Linked DNA regions of Homo sapiens: region 1 is linked to region 2. Evidence: read pairs that join two places in POLR2A ChIA-PET (ENCODE). Cell type or tissue: CD4-positive, alpha-beta T cell. All regions are shown on one strand.

What was found. ChIA-PET counts read pairs that join two places held together with the same protein. Peaks named below come from ENCODE experiments on the same cell type or tissue, not always from the same donor. Only the 100,000 strongest peaks of a DNase experiment are listed, where the experiment ranks them.
Region 1: POLR2A ChIA-PET joins it to region 2 with 16 read pairs; 12 of 35 experiments call an interaction of 5 or more read pairs at or near these places.

Annotation. Positions count from the first base shown.
Region 1 is chr9:99,012,066-99,014,565 of GRCh38, forward strand. All of the region lies in intron 9 of COL15A1 (collagen type XV alpha 1 chain), which reads left to right. Among named protein-coding and RNA genes, the nearest start is that of COL15A1-AS1, 69 kb to the left of the region's middle. In CD4-positive, alpha-beta T cell, no CTCF peak of the experiment used is centred here; a DNase peak (open chromatin) is centred at 1,176; H3K27ac peaks cover 988 bases.
Region 2 is chr9:99,134,708-99,137,207 of GRCh38, forward strand. All of the region lies in intron 3 of TGFBR1 (transforming growth factor beta receptor 1), which reads left to right. Among named protein-coding and RNA genes, the nearest start is that of TGFBR1, 31 kb to the left of the region's middle. In CD4-positive, alpha-beta T cell, no CTCF peak of the experiment used is centred here; DNase peaks (open chromatin) are centred at 264 and 994; H3K27ac peaks cover 802 bases.

The sequences.
Region 1 (2,500 bases), 120 kb before region 2:
TATTTGGCAGGGATAAGTATGAAATTGCTTGATCAATAAATGCAAACAAAAATGTATGCTGGCAATTCTTAAGACATTTCTAATATTGCTTTACCAGTAATTTTAAAACTAGCTTATTAAAGACTTAAGTCGTGTGAACTTGAAAAGCATTTGGGTTTATCATTTAATTTATGAGTACTCTTTAAGCCATTGTCATACCTTGTAGCGAAAAACACAACAAAATGTGTATGTACACATAAACACACACATACATACTCATACAACCAAAAATCCTATAGCTTTTACTTCAGAACTCTAGCCATGAAATATTAATACAAACACATTGTCCTGCAGAAACAATAACAAAAATAAATGTCTGGATGCAAACAGTGGATTTTATCTCAGGAGAAATGTAACAGCAGACTTAAAGCAGGCAGAGGCAGAGAAGAAAGCAGAGAGATAGAGAACTTAGGAACTTTATAGTTGCAGATCGACTTTTGGGCTCTGAATTTTTCTTGCTGTAATTGTGCATGAAAATACCATATATGTTCATTTTACAAAAATACTTGCAAGAAGAGGCACCATAAAACCAACAGAGTGCCTGAAAGAGGGTCATTCTCCTTGTTTTTCCTTATTCTTAGATTATTTGTTTCCCACCCTTTTTTTTTTTTTTTTTTTTTTTTTTGAGACGGAGTCTCCCTCTATTGCCCAGGCTGGAGTGCAATGGTACAATCTCGGCTCACTGCAACCTCCACCTCCTGGGTTCAAGTGATTCTCCTGCCTCAGCGTCTTGAGTAGCTGGGACTACAGGTGCGTGCCACCATGCCCAGCTAGTTTTTTTGTATTTTTAGTAGAGACAGGTTTTCACCATGTTGGCCAGGCTGGTCTCGAACTCCTGACTTCATGATCCCTCCCAAAGTGCTGAGACTACAGGCATGAACCACCGTGCCCGGCCTTTTTTATTTATTTATTTTTTATTTTAAGGGACGAACTGAGCTGTGGCCTAGCATTTTAGTGGAGTGTGTCAAAGTGTGCTGGTTGCGGGTGAGACTCTACAGTGTGTCACCACTGAGCCATTTCCACCCTCTTACGTGTCTCAGTTTCTCTCTGTGTAGTTCTAGCACCTCCAAGAGGCTCAAAATCAAAATGCAGGGTGACCAGCTCCTATATGCACTTCCTGAATGAGGCTTTTTAAACTAATTTTGTTGGGGGTTCCCTGTAGGGTTGCTGCATGTCATGGGGGGGTCAACCCCCCAAGACACTCCCACTTGCCCTCCAGTCACCCAGGGGCACCTTTCAGCTGGGAGGTGCAAAATGCCCTTTCTCTTTGAAGCTGAGGAAACTCATTCTCCCATTTATCTGTGAAAACAATAGTTCAATTCCTCATGCAAAATGCTCACACTAGCCAATTGAGATTAATTTCAGGAGGAAAGGCAATGGAGAAGACACCCTTTAGAATGTACCTCTGAACTAGAATTAGGGTCCTAAACAATAACTTCCTAGGAGAAAAAAAAAAAAAAACAGCTAAGACCACTTCCTGTAAATTGTCCTCAGCCACCTCTAACTTTGTACTCTCATCCACCATTATACACACTAAGGTCAAATCCTCTCCCGGTATAAGGTAATCTCTGGTACCCCCAAAAGCCAAAGAGGTCAGGTCTTACAATACAGGAGAGCAGAGCTTCAGACCTAAGAAGAATCTGCTCATGACTCTTGAAACTCCACAAAGAAAATGGAACACCCCAAAAAGGGGCGGGTGGTGCCTTTGTTCTGAATACTTTAAGGGGTTTGAGTCATTGGAAGCCTCCTCTAGGTTTTTATTGGTACTAAAGATAGTGAAGGGGGAAGGAGGTATAGGGCGGAAGAAAAGTAAACGAAAGAAAAAAAGTTTTTAAGACAGGAAGCAAGGATAGCAAACGTGCATGTTGTGTTTTTTTTTCCCCTCTCTTGCAGCTGTGAGAAATTTTAGCCAATTCAGAGAGGTCTTGTTACCCATAATTTAGAATTCTCATTCAGATTTGACCAAGTCAGGTAGAGCTGGTCAAATCTGATGGGAGAAAGATCAGAACAACAACCAAAAAAACCCTAACAACATGATTACTGAGCACTTTAATAGTAAGGAGAAATTAGGAACAGCTGGTTGTTAATCTTAACTTCAGCTAAGACAAAACCCCAATTCAGCTACTTACTAGAGATAGGTCTTAGGCAGAAGATTGCTCTCTACCATCCTAGAAGCAGGAAAGAATTTAAACTTGCCTTCCCTGTTAGAAATGAGCTCAAACTCCAGAAAGGAGTTAGGTGCCTTCCATCATCCTAGAAGCAGGAAAACTTGCATTCCTTGTTGGAAGCAAGTAAGACTGCAAAAAAAGAATTGTACAGCAAAATAAACTTTAGAACTTGACCAAATTTTGGGAGATCAGGGATTCTCTGGAGGGGAGGCTCCTAGGCCTCAGCAAATTGTCCTATTGGTTTGAACCATAAAGAAAGCTCAAGCTGGTATCAAGCACCGATATGAGATTTG
Region 2 (2,500 bases):
TGGTGGGTGGGTGGCAGTTGATTACTGGATAAGAATATCTTCATTAACCTTTTAAGATATAAACATGAGAAACAATGGAATAATTCTGTTTCCATTATATATATATATATATATATATATATATATATATATATATATATATATATTTCTAGATCCATGAGGGACCATAGCTCTCTGTTCTCTGAAAGCTTCTCTCCCTCCTTTGATGCCTTACCCTGCAAAAACTTGTCTGCATTGCTTGCTAGCTCTGTGGCTTTGGGCAGTTAACCAATGTCTCATGCTTGAGTTATTTCATCTTTAAAATGAAAGTGATGGATTCTGTGCACATCATTGGATTGTTGTGAGTTCAAGCAAGACAAAATGTTTGCATGAAAGCACTTGGTAAATTGTAGAGTTATGTCCAAATGACAAGTGTTACTCTTATTGAAAACATACTTGGAGGAAAAATCTAACATACAGTATCAGTTGACCACATTGTACAAAACTTAGTTTAAGGCCTCCTTTGCCTGTCATAGTTCATTGTGTACTGAATTCCCTCCAAACCTATCCAGGCAGAAGCCATCTTCTGGTGAATAATAGCAGAAAATGCCATCTGTTTCCCTTCTATTCATTATAAATCCTTAATGCCACCTTAGGCATGAGACTAGTGCCTGTGAATAAGTAAACTGTGTGTTTGTAATACTCTGTTTTTAGTTCTTTCATTAATTGAGGAAAAGGTATAAGCATTTCACATTCTGAATTCATATGTTTATTACTTAGTACCGTGACCATAATTAAGGAAAGGCCCTGTCTCTACCTCTAAAGACTGTGCTTTTAACTTGGGAACTTCAGGGAATACAATGAAGAGCTGGGTTCTGGCAGCTGTACGCCAAGTGTGTGAGTGTGCACATGTGCATATGTGCCAGCTTTTGTAAGTGAGTCTTCTAGGCCAGTGTTTGTTATGGCGTGTGCAGCTTATGAGCTCTTGTAATATATGCATGTTGTTCGGGTCTTATTTCCTGTTCACTGCATGTAAAGCTGTGGAGTCCCTGTTTCCCTTTTGAAGTTTTCTCTCAAACAGTTCTAAAGGTACAGAAGAGTAGAGCAGAGAATATAGAGATCTAAATTAGGCCTATTCAGTTTTGTCTTTAGAAGAAAATTGTTACTTTTTTTTTTTTTTTTTTTGGAGACGGAGTTTCACTCTGTTGCCCAGGCTGGAGTGCAGTGGTGGGATCTCAGCTCTCTGCAGCCTTCACCTCCCGGGTTCAAGCAATTCTCCTGCCTCAGCCTCCTGAGTAGCTGGGATTACAGGTGTGCACCACCATGCCCAGCTAATTTTTGTATATTTATTAGAGACCAGGTTTCACCATGTTGGCCAGGCTGATCTTGAACTCCTGATCTCTAGTGATCCAACCACGTCGGCCTCCTAAAGTGCTGGGATTAGAGGTGTGAGTCACTGTGCCTGGCCAATTGTTAACTTTTTAAAAATGCTCAACTATTCATGTGAAGTAATCCAATATAGATAATACAGTGGATCAAGATTTGCTTTTTAATTTTAATTGACATCTAGAATCCAGTGATAAAGGGGAAGACAAAACCTTTCCTCGTCCTGTTGGCCTTTCTTGACCATACCATTTACACAAGTCCTGAACCTGTCAGGTGTTTTCAGAATTTGTGTTTGTGATTCCTTTTTCTTTTTTATTACTTGTCTTTGCAATTTCCAGATTAGTCTCCTGAAATTAACTCTTAAGTGTACTTTTAAGTCTGTGGTGTGGCCCTCTACAAGGCTTTCATAAAATGTAATAAATTAGTATCTACACTAAACAACATAATTAGAATTGATTATACATAGTGCGAAAGAGCTCTATGATTTAAATAAGGATTTCTGACAGATCTGTTTCTAACTAGCAGCCTCCTTATAAACACAAACAGTTATTTATAGTTATACTGCTAACTACTTTACAGGAGGTGGGGAGGGTAGAGCAAGAGGAAGAAAGGACCCGTTTGAGAAACTTAAGAAGAAGAGCTTCTGATCGCTTTAAAGATTTAACGTTTGGATTTATAAGCATTTCACATCAGGGAACCAAAGAGAGCAGATAATTTCATTTACTGTCATTGGGTTAATTTGATCTAGTAAGCAGCTTTGAGTATAGATTATAAATGACACCAATTTATATGTACATAGATTGTATAAATAAGATATGAGTGAGGAACATGATGTACACTGGCATTTTCTTTGTTAGTGTCAATGTAATTTAAAATGACACTTACCGGATGGTGGATAGGATATTAAGTGATGGTCTCACATATAGTGCCACTTAAATGTTGCAGGTAAGTTAGTAAACCCTTTTAAATGAAGTAAGTATGGCAATACTTAAAAATACATATTTTGGAGAAAGCCAAGTTCCATTAGTGGAAAAACAGTGCTCCATTACCAAGGTAAGTTACTTAGCCTTGTTCTTCAAGATACTAGTGTTGTCTATGTAGCCAGTTGTCAGCAAGTAAATTGCTTTCCTTGAAA